Linked DNA regions of Homo sapiens: regions 1 and 3 are each linked to region 2. The links are chromatin loops, found by intact Hi-C in ENCODE. Cell type or tissue: IMR-90. All regions are shown on one strand.

Region 1 (5,000 bases), 180 kb before region 2:
TGGCCTTCAGGACAAAGTTTGAGCTGGGCAGGGGACATGCCATGGCCTTGCCCACCTCCCTGCCTCTGCCATCTCTGCTCAATGTCACTTGCTCCAGGAGGTTCCCAGGCCTCCCTCCTTCAGCGCATTCTCCCAAGTAGCAGTGGGCCCTGCATCTCTCAGGGTCAGCCTCTTCCTGCAGACTACGACCTCAGCGACAGAGCAAACCAATGCCGAACAGGGGCTTGGCCAAGCCATAGGCAAGGGGTAGGGAAGGGCTGGTGGGCCTGTGTCTCCATGCCCATAGGATGTCAGAAGAAGCAGTCAGCAGACCCCCACACAGAGGCCACCTCTGGAACGCACCCCCCCCCCCCGCCAACCCCAGCTGTTGTGGCAGTGCAGCATAATGATCAGGAGTTGGGTGCCAGCCGGTCCCTCGCTTGGTGTCACAGGGGCTAAGCCAAGAGGCCAGCCCTGGCTAGACAGGTCTCAGAAGTGCCTGGCAGCCCCTGCTATCCGGGGAGGAACACTGCAAACAGGCCTCTGTAGGCTCAGTAGTATGGCCATTTTTTTTTTTTTTTTTTTTGAGGTGGGGTCTTCTGCTGTCACCCAGCTGGAGTGCAGTGACACAATGAGGGCTCATTGCAGCCTTGACCTGCTGGGCTCAAGCAATTCTCCCGCCTCAGCCTCCCAAGTAGCTGGGACCACAGCTGCATGCCACCATGCCTAATTTTTTTATTTTTTGTAGAGATGGGGTTTCACCATGTTGGCCAAGCTGGTCTTGAACTCCTGACCTCAGGTGATTTGCCCCCCTCAGTCTCCCAAAGTGTTGGGATTACTGGCTTGAGCCACCGCACCCGGCCTGATTTGCATTTTTTCTAAGTCAGCTGAAAGTCTTATTTTTCCACTGGATATAATGTATTGTTATCCTCTATCTGCTTTTAATATTTTCTCTTCACCTTTGGTTTTCAACTGTTGGCTGTGACACGCCTGGGTGTGGTTTTCTTGGTGCTTGCCTTGCCTGGGGTGTCTTGAGCTTCTGCAAAAGTTTTCAGTTCTTATCTCTTCAAATATTTTTCCTGTCTTATTCTACCCATACTTCCCTACTCTAACCCCAATTTCATGTATGTTGCCCAACTTGGTAATATATGAAGGGTCTTACTTTGTTGCCCAGGCTGGAGTGCAGTGGTATGAACACAGCTCACTACAGCCTTGACCTCGCAGGCTCAGGTGATCCTCCTGCCTCAGCCTCCTGAGTAGCTAGGATTACAGGTGTGCAACACCACGCCCAGCTAATTTTTTGTATTTTTTGTAGAGACAGGATTTTGCCATTGTTGCCCAGGCTGGTCTCAAACTCTTGAGCTCAAGCAATCCGTCTGCCTCGGCCTCCCAAAGTGCTAGGATTACAGGCATGAGCCACCTTGCCTGGCTTTTCCTATTTCAGTCAACAAATGTTTCACTTGCCTATTCCAATTCTTCATCAAACCATCACTCTGGGGAGGATGTCTCCGCCACTGTTGGACACTATGTGCTGTAAAATGTGTTCCTTGGTCTGAAGAAATGTGACCTGGCAGAGTCCAAATTGGTACCTTTTTTTTTTTTTTTTTGAGATGAAGTCTCGCTCTTGTCCCCCAGGCTGGAGGGCAATGGATGGCGCGGTCTCGGCTCACTGCAACCTCCACCTCCTGGGTTCAAGCGATTCCCTTGCCTCAGCCTCCCAAGTAGCTGAGATTACAGGCACCTGCCACCATGCCCGGCTAATTTTTATATTTTTAGTAGAGACAGGGTTTCACCATGTTGGCCAGGCTGGTCTCGCACTCCTGACCTCAGGTGATCTGCCCACCTCGGCCTCCTAAAATGCTGGGATTACAGGCGTGAGCCACTGCGCTCAGCTGAGTTCCAGTCCTTTTACTGTGCTGTGAGCATTTGCATCTACCACAGGGAAGCTGAGCCCAGTGTGCAGAGTGACTGTTCCTGCCACGACTTACACTTCCTGGGGCTACAGGCTTCAGTGTGACTTGCCTATCAAGCCTCTCGTTGACAGACAGAACAGTTACTGGTGTTTTGTGCCTCAGAGGGTGCAAGGGGAACATGTCTAGACTCAGTCCATCCCTGCACTGTGGCAACCCCGTATGTCCCTCATATCATGAGGCCTCCTTAAGTGAGCACACCAGAATATCCACTGACTGAATCCAATCACCCCCTGATCCTGGAATGGGGTTCTTCTGATGAACATCAAACGTCCTACTTTAATGTACCCCTCCGACTCCCATAATGATGTCCACAGGCCCATGTGGACCTATTAGTGGGATCACTAATAGGCCAGTTTTCCATTGCCCTTCTGCTGACTGTGCGGGCAGGTTGGCCACTGCCCGTGAGATGTAGCACAAACACCAGTCAATTCAACCTGCTGAGGTGATTTGTTTTTACCTTCTTTGATGGTCTTCCAGATAGGAAGCTGTCCTGTCACCTTGAAAGCCGCCTGTCATCCATAAACCAGGCGGCTCTTGTTGGTCAATAGAGAGCTGTTCATAGGGCACTCACTGCCCATGTGGCCCGTGAAACTCCTTAGGTGGCTCTGAAGTTGCCTGTGGGGGAAGAGGCACCCACTTGGGACGGCCTTCTTGCATTCCCCAGATAGCATGTTTCCAGAAAAATCATTTCCAAATGATGATGGACCCTTCTGGGCACTGCCCTCCTATCAGAGTATTTCCCCAACATCACCCAAGAAATTATAAGTATTTCAGGTTTCAAGGTTATTTTATGTCCTTAAGTCATAGGGGCAATTGGACTTTAATTAAATCCAATAGCAAGTTAGTCAAATGGAAATTTCCTGGTCCAAAATCCCAGTGGTTGCCACTAGGTGGCACTCCGGCTTTTGCCCTCAGGTCCAGTCTGCTCCTCAGCGGGGCTACGGTACAACAAATGAACAACTTGCACAGGCTTGGGCAATCTTACTGGTTTCCATCAAGTACATCCAATCAATATTGGCAGGTGGGGAGATTCACATGCCTTCCGCTTTAGCATGCTAGGTAAGAGAAACACCTCAGCCAGACCCAATATCCACCCCCATAGTACATTCAGGTAAAGGAGCTGCAGTCGCTTTGCATAAAGCCTGCTCAACCCTCACCGTTTCCATTCCATCAGGTATCACATTCCCATATTCTCCCAGTCGAACTCTCGCTCCCATTGGGACTTCACAAATAGATTTTGGAATCACAGAGCTTGGGTTCCACAAAAAGGTGTCCCAGTAAAGTCTCTCCTGCAGCCCCTGACCATTTCACCGGCTCATGTCCACATGGCCTTGGGTCCGCAGTGGGTGTCAGTCATTATCTTGATTAGATTGTGGCACAATTGCCCCAGGTGACTACCTATCAGCTTTCTCCTTGTCATCTTTCCCTCTGGCCTTTTTTTTTTTTCCTGGAGACGGAGTCTCACTCTGTCGCCCAGGCTGGAGCGCAATGGCGCGATCTCAGCTTACTGCAACCTCTGCCTCCTGGGTTCAAGCGATTCTCCTGCCTCAGCCTCCTGAGTAGCTGGGATTACAGGCACCCGCCACCATGCCTGGCTAGTTTGTCTGTTTGTTTGTTTGTTTGCTTTTTAGACAGAGTTTTGCTCTTGTTGCCCAGGCTGGAGTGCAATGGTGTGATCTCAGCTCACTGCAACCTCTGCCTCCTGGGTTCAAGCGGTTCTCCTGCCTCAGCCTCCCAAGTAACTGGGACTACAGGCACGTGCCACCACACCCGGCTAACTTTTTGTATTTTTAGTAGAGACAGGGTTTCACCGTGTTAGCCAGGATGATCTCGATCTCCTGACCTCATGATCCGCCCGCCTCAGCCTCCCAAAGTGCTGGGATTACAGGCGTGTGCCCCCACGCCTGACCATTTTTTTGTATTTTTGGTAGAGATGGGGTTTCACCATGTTGGTCAGCCTGGTCTCGAACTCCTGACCTCAGGTGATCCTCCCAAAGTGCTGGGATTACAGGCCGGCCTCCCTCTAACATTTTAAAATCTTCCAAACTAAGGTGAGTAAATCAGATTTGTTTAGGGCCCTTCAATAGTGGGGGACCAGCAGAAGCTCCCATCTGTCCACCCAAGGACTTCCAAGGGTGTTGGAGATGACCTTTGTTTTGACCCCATCAATGCCTACTTTATTCAGTCCATTTCATTAAGAACCCTTTAAAGATTCCATCCTGCTGGGATGAGTATCTTGACTCTTCCCTTTGTTTTCCCCACTCTCTTGTGAATCATTCTAACCATCTTCACTGTTGTTTCAGCATAATTTTCCCCCTCAAAAGTGGCCCTGGGAATAGCTGTAGCTCAGACCAGCCACAATCCAAGCTTGGCCCAATCTCAGGATCTGCCCTATCACCATCTTTTGCCTTCATTGTTGCTACAGAGAACAATAGGATGGTATATTTAGCTTGTTTCTAGTTACTTTGCATTTCCTTATACGTCCAGTGAACTAACTCCTTGGGAGTTGCATCCATCATTTCTAAAATTCATTATTAATTTTTGCCTCCACTAACTGATCACAGCACAGCTGCATTTCCATACCACAGTGAACTCATGGCCCTCCAGGAATCAAAGGTTCATCATACTCCATCCTCTCATCCAATTCCTAGAGATAGTAACTCACTCACTCACCTGCAAGCGTGCCGTGCCTTTCATATTCATACTAACCAATCCAGAGCCCATACCTTCCAACCACCTCCTTTACTGGGCTCTTACACGCTGCACCACTATCCCCCAGAGACTGGACAACTAGGGACATCCTACCCCAAACCCATTGAAATTATTCAAGCTAGGCAATCCTAGACCTGCTCACTCTGCCTCTCAGGTTCCTTCCTAAGCAAACCACAATAAAGGCTCTTGCCCCACAGTTCCCCTCCCTCCCTCTGCCCCCGACCAACACTGGTGCTTCCCCGTGTGGCCCGTGTTAGTGTGCGGTGCCGCCTGTTTCTAGGGAACTGTGAGTATAAGCTTCTTCCCACCATGGCAGTCATTTCTGTGTCTGTTACA
Region 2 (5,000 bases):
CGCGAAACACCCTTTTTCCCTGGCTTCACAGCTTCCCCCTGCCCCACTGGCCCCTCCTTCCCATCCTCCTCTGCCTCTGGCCTTGGCCATCTGATGTCGCCTCTCTTTATGCTCACCCCCTGAGACCCCGTACTGTCCTGTGGCTTTCAACACCACCTATATGCAAAGGCATCCCATGTTTCATGGCCAGCCTGACCTCTCCCCAGGAACTCTAACTCCATTATCCAAAACCCTGCCTAGATGTTTACTAGATCAGGGGTCCCCAACTCCCCGTTTGTGGCCTGTTAGGAACTGGGCTGCACAGCAGAAGGTGAGCAGCGGCAAGCCAGAGAAGCTGAGTGCAGCGGCAGCATTAGACTCCCATAGGAGCGTGAACCCTATTGTGAACTGTGCATGCGAGGGATCTAGGTTGCTCATTCCTTATGAGAATCTAATGATAAATGGGCCGGGTGCAGTGGTTCACGCCTGTAACCCCAGCACTTTGGGAGGTTGAGGCGGGGGAGGATCACTTGAGGTCAGGAGTTCGAGACCATCCTGGCCAATATGGTGAAACCCCGTCTCTACTAAAAATACAAAAATTAGCTGGGCGTGGTGGCGCATATGCCTATAATCCCAGCTACTTGAGAGGCTGAGGCAGGAGAATGACTTGAACCTGGGCAGCAGAGGTTGTAGTGAGCCAAGATGGCTCCACTGCACTCCAGTGTGGGTGACAGAGCGAGACTCTATCTCAAAAAAAAAAAAAAAAAAAGAGTCTAATGATAAATGTACTGCACTCGAACCACCCTGAAACCATCCCCACCCCACCCCCAGTCTGTGGAAAAATTGTCTTCCATGAAAGCGGTCCCTTCTGCCAAAAAGGTTGGGGAACCACTGTACTAGGTATCTCAGACCATCATGGCCCAATTCAAACTTGTGCCTTTCCCACCTTCCTAACTCCTTCCTCACTTCAAGAAGTGCCACCAACATTTATCCAACTGGTTCAGCAGAAACGATGAAGTTATCCTTTCTCTTCTGTCCTCCCCCAGATTCTGCAAATTCCACCTTCAACATGTTCACATCTAACCGCTGCTGCCACCATTGTCCCAGCCACTGCCATTTTGTGCCTGCGCCCCTGTAACGGTCTCCTAACGGGCATCCCTGCTTTCACCCTTGCCCCTTCCAGAGTCTTCACGAAGCAGCCAAAGTGATATTTTTAAAGCCAGAATCACAGCACCATGTCACTCTCAGCTTTTAGCATTCCAGTGGGCTCATATTGCACTCAAAATAAAACTGAAGTCCTTAAGACCTACAGAATATGAATAAACTGGGTCTGACTCCTACCACTCGCTCCCTCCACTCCAGCCACCCTGACCTCCTCACTCACATTTCCTCCAGCAGGCCAAGCATATTTCTGCCTCAGGGCCTCTCCACTTGCCAGTTCCCCTGCTTGAAACACTTTTCTTTTTTTTTCTTTTTTCTTTTCTTTTTTTTTTTTGAGACGGAGTCTCGCTCTGTCATCCAGGCTGGAGTGCAGTGGTGTGATCTCGGCTTGCTGCAACCTCTGCCTCCCACGTTCAAGTGATTCTCCTGCCTCAACCTCCCGAGTAGCTGGGACTACAGGCATGAACCACCATGCCCGGATAATTTTTATATGTTTAGTAGAGATGGGGTTTCTCCATGTTGGTCAGGCTGCTCTCAAACTCCTGACCTCCAGCGATCCACCTGCCTTGGCCTCCCAAAGTGCTGGGATTACAGGCGTGAGCCACCATGCCCGGTGCCCGGCCCTTGAAACACTTCTCCAGATATCTCAGCAACAGGTTTCCAACTTTATTTAGGTCTCTGCTCAGATGTGGCCTCCTCCCAGGGCCTTTCCTGATCACAGCTGAAACAGCAATCCCTGGATGCCTCACCCGCATCACACACTAGGCCCTCCCTCTGCTTTATTTTTCCCCATAGCATCTCCATCATCTCACATTCTGTATGAAATGTTTGTTTATTTAAGAATCCCACAGCACCAGAGACATCTGGATGTGGAAAAGGCATCTCCAGATTCCATGTGTGGAGGGAGATGGGGGAATGGGGACTCTCTGCGGTGCTCTTTCCAGGGTGTGTTCTTTGTTAGGACAATGAAGACACACAGCTAATGTGTCTTATCTAACATTTCCCCAGGGCCAGCACACAGTGGATGTGAATGAACACACGAAGAAAGGAAGGATTGACAAAGTGAAACAGCAAATGAGCAAAGGAAGAGGCGGCAGCCTGGGGGTCCTGGCAGTCCTCCAGCAGAGAGGACCCCAGGCTCCCATTCCTTGGGCTGGTGCAAGGCTCTGGTCTGTGTCCCCTGGGGAGCCTCCCAGCACAGGCAGCCCCTGCGTAGCAACTGGACCTGGACAAGGACCCAGCGCCCTCTGGTGGCCGAGACTCCTGAGGCTCCAGGCCAGGCCTCTAGCGTCCTGGTGGTTTCCAAGGACTTTCTTTCCCACAGTCCCCTTGGAATATCACAGAAATCCCTAGGAAACAAAGCAGCTCAGATTTGTAATGAAGGAAAGGATGCCATGCTGGGTCCCCAGAGTCCTGGGTTCTGGTTCTAGCCATGCCCCTGACTCTCTGGGTGACCTTCAGCGTGTCCTGGGATTTGAGCTGCCAAGGGCTGGGCTTGGGCTTGCCACTGTAGGGAGTGGGGGTGCCTGCAGCAGCACCTCGACTGCCCGCCTCTTGGCCTCAGCTTGCTCTAAGACCTTACCCATCAGGAAGTGCTTGCATGAATAAGTGAGCCAAAATCTTCCTCCCTATGGCTCTAGCATCCCTCCAGGCTTTGCATTCTGTGTCCACACACATCCTGGAAGAACACCAGAGTCTCCATTCCCCCAACCCCCTTTCACCCATGGGATCTGGAGATGTCTTTTCCACATCCAGATGTCTCGTGTGCAGTGGGATTCCTAAATCTGGAGCTCAGGGGGAGGTGTGCACTGAAGACAGACCTTCGGGGTCATTAGCACCTAGAGGGTCTGTGACACCTGGAGAATGACTGGCTTGCTGAGGCCAGTGGTTCCCAGCCTAGGCTGCATACTACAATCATCCGGAAATCCAGTGAGCGTGGATGCCCAGAACCCACCTACCAGACTGATGAAATCAGAGCCCCTGCGTGTGGGCCCAGGCATGGGCATTTGATTTTTAAAATTTTTTATTTTCTTGGTAGATCACTCACAGAACATGCATGGACATTTTTACAGGCTTTCAGGAGATTCTTTGTGTAGCAGGGTTGAGCTACACTACATCTGAGCCTAGGACCCTGGGAAGAACTCAGAGAAGGCAGCAGTAGAGGCTGGGAAGGAGATTGTTATGAGGTAGGAGGAATAGCAAGTAACGGGGGTGTTTCAAGAACCAGAGCCGAGTGCTGCTGAGAAGTCAAAGTCCTTGTTGCTTTTGTTTTGGAGAATAAGGTTGGTGACTCTAATAAAAGCCACATAATGGCATCATGGGGATGAAGGAGAGTTAATTGAGGGGAGAATGGGGGTGAGAAAGTGGAAATGAAAGTAATCAACAACTCTTTTGAACAGTTTTTGCTGTGAAGAGGAACAGAGAAACAGAGGTGGCCGAAGAGGAATGTGAGGTCAAGGGAAGGTTTAAAATGTGAAATTACAGAGCATGTTTGCGTGTGGCTGGAAAAGCTGCTGGTAGGATGAATGGGCGCAGGAGAGAGTGGGGACAGCTCAATTTTCCAAGCTCTGAGGTGAAAGGAGCCGGGATCAGAGCACAGCTGGGGACAGACACTGTTTCTACTGTAGGGGTAGGAAGAAGACAGATGGATGCCAGTACACTTGCAGATACGGTGGGAGAGCCCGACCTGTTTCCCCAATATGCCTGTGAGGAGACATTGGGTGGGGATAGACAGGAGGTTCTGGGGAGGAGAAAAGCTGCCCTACTAGGGAACAGGGTCTCTTGTGGCAGGGAGTGCCTGCCTTGCACTGTTAAGAAGGATGCAGGCAGTCTGCTTAAATGGATTTCTCTGGCTGTGGGCAGCTGTGTGCAGGCACTGAGGAGGTCTGGGCTCGCCCAAGGCCGGGGACTTTGCCAGACCAGTAAGATGAAACGAGAGAGAACAGGGGGAAGGGACTATGGAGAACAAAGAGGGGATGGTGGGCAGAGGCCTCGAAGAGCCAGAAAAGGGTCCCTGCAGGTCGACATGCCTAGGCAGGGGCGGTACTGGCCGCACTAAAGGAAGTGAGCTGGAAGGAGGTGGCGGCCAGAGGATGAGGCTTGGACAGGAGAGAGCAAAAATTGTGTGTCCGTCATGAAAATGAGGTTCAGGATGTGCCAAGGGTGTGTGCAGCTGAGGTGGAGTTGCGGTGAGGGGCTGGGCAGTCAGAGCCCTGGAGGCATGACGCTTGCGTGCGTGGCTGGCTCCTAGGATGGCGCCAGGAGCAGGAGCAGAGGAGGGAACGCAGCATGGAAGTCTTCAGGAAACTTCTCTCCCCCTGGAATGTCGGCTCCCGGAGAACAGGACCAAGGCTGTCCTGAACACGGCTGTGTCCCCCAGCGCCTGGCACTGAGTAGGCACGCAGCAAACTCTCATCAAGGATTATGCCTGATACGTCATCGGTTCTCTCTCCTTTACAGATGAGGAGACTGACGCCTGGGGTTCCCAGAAGTATCTGCAAATTGTTGGAGTTTCAGCAGGGAACAAGTGTTTTGGACGAGGGTGTCTCTGAAATCCCTTCCACCTGCACCCCGCCCCCACTGCCTCCTCCCAGCTCGGGCCTCCGGGTCTCCAGTTGGGCCCTCATGTTGCTCCTTCCTGAGTCTGACAAGTAAGCCTCACAGCTCCCTCCGCCTGCCTCTTCGTGTCACTCGGCCGTGCAGAGCAACATGGAGTCCTAATGATTTCCATCCCGTCTGTCTGCTGCAGTGGGTTTGAGCCCACGGGTGGCAGGTAAGGCCCAGGTCACCTGTGCCCCTGGAACCGGCACAGGGTGCTTGTGTTGGCCGCAATGAACGTGGGCAGGGGCGTGTGCCGTGAG
Region 3 (5,000 bases), 96 kb before region 2:
CGAGGAACCCTGCGCAGAGCATGCCGGGGAGGATGGAGGATCCGTGCACGTCCGGGGCTGAGCAGCGCTCCAGGGAGAGGAACGGTACCTGCGCCTCCTGCAGGAAGCTGGCATATTCCTCCGCCCCTGCGAACACAGAGCGCCTTCTTCACACCCCATCTGACAACGCTTGCCGCCCGGACGATGGACAAAGCTGCTCCAGGCGCTTGTAAACCCACTCATGCCCTTCCTCTCTCGCAGCAAGCCCGAAGGGGAGGAGGTGCCATTAATTCAATTTCATAGGCAAGGAGGCTGAGGTCCAGAGAAAAGCCAGGATTTGAATGGGCGGAGCGGAAACAGAAACCCCTCCCCCACCACCCATCCAGAGTCGCAGAACCTGGCTCCCACACTAGCCCGGAGCGCGGGGCCAGCGTCCTAGTTGGCCTTTGCAGCCCGGCGCCCAGAGGGAACCAAGAGCAAGTTCGATTCTCCCTGTATCCCCAGGAGATTTGGGGATCCCAGCAGTGAATCCCAGGCCCTGGGATTCTACCTGGGATTCACCTACACATTCTCACAACCCATCAGGTCAGCGCCACCCATTCTGTAGGCACCCGGAACGATACCAAAGTCGCGGGCTTCTTCCGCCTAACCCAGTGATCAAAGGTCTCCTCCCCTACCCCTGCCCCTAGCAGTTGTGCCTACCCTCGAACTGGTGGCCCCAGCCGGCCACCTGGCAGAGCGTGGTCTCGGAGGGTCGCGCGGCGCCGCTTGGCAGGCACACCGGCTGAACGTAAGGCGACAGGAGCGCGCAGCTGCCGTCCGCATCCTCCTGAAGGCGCAACAGAGCTAACCCGGGCGGAGAGGAGCGTGAGGCGGGGACGCCGGGGCCCCAAGCTCTCTTCCCGTCCCCGCGGGGCGCCCCCACGCACCCAGGTCGTGCTGGTAGCTGACGGGCGAGAAGGCCTCGTGCAAGCGGTAGGAGCGCACGGCCAACGTCTGGCACGGCTCACAGCTGTGGTTACGGCGTTCCTGGCCGAGCACCACCGTCAGATCCTCGGGTGCGGGCCTGCGGGGGGGGTAGGGGAGAGGCAGCGCTCTCAGACCTGGCCACAAGCGTTCTGGGGAAGCCCCCTGCTCCCGAACCCCAATCCCGTGTTCCAGCTTCCTCCCCGGGAGCTCCGGAGGGGCGTGGAAAGAAGGGTGGGGCGGGAGAAGGTAGGGCACGGGTTCGGGTGCAGCGTGGAAGCTGCGCTGGGAGACGGAGGAGCCGCGGCCCCTGGGGCGGCTCTGGGCGGGCGGGTACTCGCCGGTCCTGCAGGCAGTGAGCGGCCGTCAGCACCCAGCAGGGGGCGATGAGGCTGCCGGCGCAGAAACTGTGGCCCCAGTACAGCGCGGCGATGTAGGGGTGCGCCCCGCGTAGCGCCACCAGCCCGCCAACGACGCGGGTCATCGAAGACAGACTCTTGCGGAGCCGCTGCCCGCAGCTCAGTGGGCCGTTCCTGGTCAGGGAAGGCGGCTGCTCCCGCTTCGCCGGCAAGGCTGTGGAGGAGCAGGGGCTGAGGACGGAGAGCCCGCGGCCGGCTGGCCGGAATCTAGCTCGCCCGGCGCCCTCTCGGCTCCTCCTTCCCCCCCCCACTTCCTAACCTCCCGGGGTCTGGGACTGAGGCGGGGTCCGGGTCGTGGGCTGAGGCTTCGGCGGTGCCGGCTGCGCGGGCATGAGTGGGACATGAAGCCTAGGGGACACCGGGGTCGGAGGCGCCGCCTGGGTTGGGGTCTGGCACTGTGCCAGGTCGCAGTACTCCCAGCTCAGCCGGTCGCGGTTCAGCACGAAGCACCACGGGCGGATGTCGTTGTCCGGGTTCCTGTAGCCACACGACGGGGCGCCGTTAGAGCGCCGGGAGCCCGGAGCCCTGGGGCGGAGGGGTCACCCAGCCCCACGCGGCGCACCGGCAGAAGGCGTGGCCGCCCAGTCCCCAGTTCCGCGCTTGCTCGGCAGTCACGTTCCGGTAGGTGGCCTCCGAGGCCCACGGCTGACAGGGCGCACCCGAGAGCGTGGTCCTGGCCAGGCCGCGGTAGCTGAGCCCGCGGCCATCATAGCAGCTTGCCTTGGTGTCTGAGGAGAAAGGGGGCTCCCTGGGCAGCCAAGGCTGGGCTCTCCTGCCTCCCTCTCATCTGCTTTCCGCACTCTCCCTCCTCCTTCCTGGCAAGCCCGTCCCACCTGGGGGCTGGCCTTCTGCTTGCCCCAGACCCTCACTCACCCACGTCGCAGAAGGCTCCGGTGTAGCCCACCGGGCAGTGGCACAGGCGGTGGCCCTCCACCTCTAGGCAGCGACCCCCATGGAGGCACGGGTTGGTGCGGCAGGCTTGGGGAGGGAACGCAGTGAGCCACCCCTGGGCCTAAAGACCCCCCCAGAGAGCTCTCCTTCCTGGCACACCACCCGGCCTCCTGCCAGCCTGTCTTCCTGACGCTCCTCCCTGGCCCGTTCCCAACCATCTGCTCACCCTGGCTGGCCAGCCGCTGGCAGTGGGCATCAGGACCCTTGCACTGGCATCTGGCCACAGCTGCTTGCTCAGTTCTATACCATATCTCATTCTTGTGGAAAAACCGGAGAAGCTGAGGCTCAAAGCACTTCTCTGGGGACAAAGAGGGATAGTGGTCTCAGGAGAGTCTAGGACCATGCCAAGTCTCCGAGTATCCAGCAACCTATTCTGTAGGCCCAGGGTTGCCCCTGTCCCCCAGCACCCCGCCCAGGTCCTCCACATCTCCTCACCTTTCTGGCAGTGGTTTCCAGTGAGGTGTTGTGGACAGAGACAGTGGGGGCCGCTTGGCATGTTCACACAGGTCCCTCCTTTCTGGCAGGGGCTGTGTTTGCTGCAGTGGTCTGAGAGATGGACATGGTGGAAGGAAGAGCAGGGAGCTGAGTCACACAGCTGGGGGCCAAGGCCCTTCTTGAACCTACTTGCCTTGTGACCTTGCTACTCCAAGTTTCCAAGCTTGGTTTACCCACCTGCAAAATGGGACCACTCCTTCCCAGAACTCTCCCTCTGGACTTCCAAAGGGTATTGTGGAGGGAGAGAAGGGGCTGGGTCCAGAATCCCAGGTGTGTGGGGTCTGGTGATACCAGGAGAGTAATGAGGCGGGAGGAGAGAGCCCCAGGCCACCCCAGAGGCTGTGTGTAGCACCTTTCACTTTCTTGGGCTCCAAACAGTATCCCCATCGCTGGTCCTGATCAAAGTTGGGGGTGGTAGCACACCTGTAGAAAGAGACAAGGCTTCCCTGCTCTACCCAGGGGCCTGGCCCACCCTGCCCTATCACAGTCCCCTCTCTCCAAGCAGAGTTCCTTGGACAGAAGGACAGGCAGGGTACATGTCTCCCAGGCCCCTGCTCCAACTCCTCTGCGTAGTCTTACCAGGGCTGAGGGCCTGGCCGGCCCTTGTGGGTACATTTGTGGTACAGCTGCCGGTGGTACTGGAAGGGGAAGTGGCAGGGCTCCCCGGTGACAGTGAGAACTGCAGGGACAACACACTCTCTGAGGACTTCCCCTGTACTCAACTGCTCAGGCACTGTCCCTCAGGGTCTGGTCAGGAAAAGGACAGACCCTCAAAAAGGTCGCTGTGCATTGAAAACACTTTCTGCTCTAAAAGTTGGGTTCAGGGCCGGGCGCGGTGGCTCAAGCCTGTAATCCCAGCACTTTGGGAGGCCAAGGCGGGCAGATCACGAGGTCAGGAGATCAAGACCATCCTGGCTAATACAGTGAAACCCCCTCTCTACTAAAAATACAAAAAAATTAGCTGGGGGTGGTGGCAGGTGCCTGTAGTCCCAGCTACTCGGGAGGCCGAGGCAGGAGAATGGTGTGAACCCGGGAGGCGGAGCTTGCAGTGAGCCGAGATCGCGCCACTGCACTCCAGCCTGGGTGACAGAGTGAGACTCCATCTTAAAGAAAAAAAAAAAAACTTGGGTTCAGGAGTCAGATAGCTGGAGTAGACTCCTGACTCCACAACCTGCTAGCTGTGTGACCTTGGGTAAGTCTTCAGTCCCAAGGCCAGGAAGAGCACTTGCCACAAAGTAGGCACTTAATAATACTTGTTGAATGTTGAAGTCACTGTTAACCACTCTGATCTGAGCCTTGGTTTCCTTATCTGTAAAACGGCAGTAATAATAGTACAGTTGATCCTCATTCTTCTCTGGTTCTACATTGAGAATGTGCCTACTTGCTGAATTTTATTTGTAACTCCCAAGTCAATACTTGAAATGTTTTCATGGCCATTTGTGGGCATGCACAGAGCAGTGAAAAATTTGCACATTCCCAGTTAAGGTTCAACAAGGCGTCACGCTGCTGCTGCTTGTTTCAGCTCTCCTATTGAATGAGTGTCCTTCTCAGTCTACTTAGTGCAACGTTTTTCACACTTTGTGCTTTTGCTGGGGATTTGGCTTTTGGAAATGGCCTCTGAGCCTCCTGCTGAAGAGCTGTGTAGTTCCTAAGCACAAGAAGGCTACCTTAGGGAGAAAGCGTGTGTTAGACACTTGATTCAGGTGTGTGCTATAGTGCCATCAGCTTAGCATTGATGAATCAGCAACACATATACTAAATAAAATGTCTTTAAACAGAATCATACATAAAACCAGATTATATGCTGTTGGTTGATGAAAATGTTGTGACCAGAGGCTCACAGGAACCTAATACTGTTTGCTAGTTCAATGTTCACTGTGATTTTATAGAACATAACCATCGCGAATAATGAGAATTGCCTGTGTCTTCTTCAGAGGAATTGTCGTGGGGCTTCATGAGATAATGCCATGAAATGCTGAGCAGTGTCTGGCACAAAGTACCTGCTCAATAAGCTTTTGCCACTATTTTGTTCAAGGCAAAGTGCACTTGCCAAGGACCAAACCAGAACTAGGACAGTAAATGGAAATGGATCTGAGATGGACCTTTAAGATGCAAATGGGGGCCAGGCGCGGTGGCTCACGCCTGTAATCCCAGCACTTTGGGAGGCTAAGGTGGGCGGACCACCTGAGG

The links. A loop is a pair of places that touch in the nucleus more often than their neighbours do. Peaks named below come from ENCODE experiments on the same cell type or tissue, not always from the same donor. Only the 100,000 strongest peaks of a DNase experiment are listed, where the experiment ranks them.
Region 1: a loop joins it to region 2, with 12 times the contacts of the local background. A loop is called at or near these places in 42 of 110 quality-filtered maps.
Region 3: a loop joins it to region 2, with 14 times the contacts of the local background. A loop is called at or near these places in 97 of 110 quality-filtered maps.

Annotation. Positions count from the first base shown.
Region 1 is chr5:177,315,222-177,320,221 of GRCh38, forward strand. No RefSeq gene overlaps it. Among named protein-coding and RNA genes, the nearest start is that of MXD3, 5.8 kb to the left of the region's middle. RefSeq lists enhancers at 2,707-3,001, 4,717-5,000 and a silencer at 2,707-3,001. In IMR-90, a CTCF peak has its summit at 2,837 (motif pointing right); a DNase peak (open chromatin) is centred at 2,860.
Region 2 is chr5:177,498,759-177,503,758 of GRCh38, forward strand. DOK3 (docking protein 3) reads right to left here. Exons shown (of 6, transcript NM_001308236.3): 6 at 3,146-5,000. Among named protein-coding and RNA genes, the nearest start is that of PDLIM7, 3.7 kb to the left of the region's middle. RefSeq lists enhancers at 1-459, 2,077-2,316, 3,097-3,146, 3,157-3,226, 3,247-3,296 and 2 more. In IMR-90, a CTCF peak has its summit at 2,390 (motif pointing left); DNase peaks (open chromatin) are centred at 1,933 and 2,363; H3K27ac peaks cover 301 bases.
Region 3 is chr5:177,402,573-177,407,572 of GRCh38, forward strand. It overlaps F12 (coagulation factor XII), which reads right to left. Exons shown (of 14, transcript NM_000505.4): 3 at 3,390-3,489; 4 at 3,163-3,233; 5 at 2,751-2,861; 6 at 2,482-2,613; 7 at 2,238-2,342; 8 at 1,927-2,092; 9 at 1,624-1,841; 10 at 1,287-1,518; 11 at 909-1,045; 12 at 682-825; 13 at 1-126. Among named protein-coding and RNA genes, the nearest start is that of PFN3, 4.4 kb to the left of the region's middle. RefSeq lists enhancers at 1-255, 1,112-1,969 and silencers at 1,255-1,304, 1,335-1,384, 1,735-2,064. In IMR-90, CTCF peaks have their summits at 110 (motif pointing left), 1,315 (motif pointing right) and 1,990; a DNase peak (open chromatin) is centred at 1,999; H3K4me3 peaks cover 1,412 bases; H3K27me3 peaks cover 1,466 bases.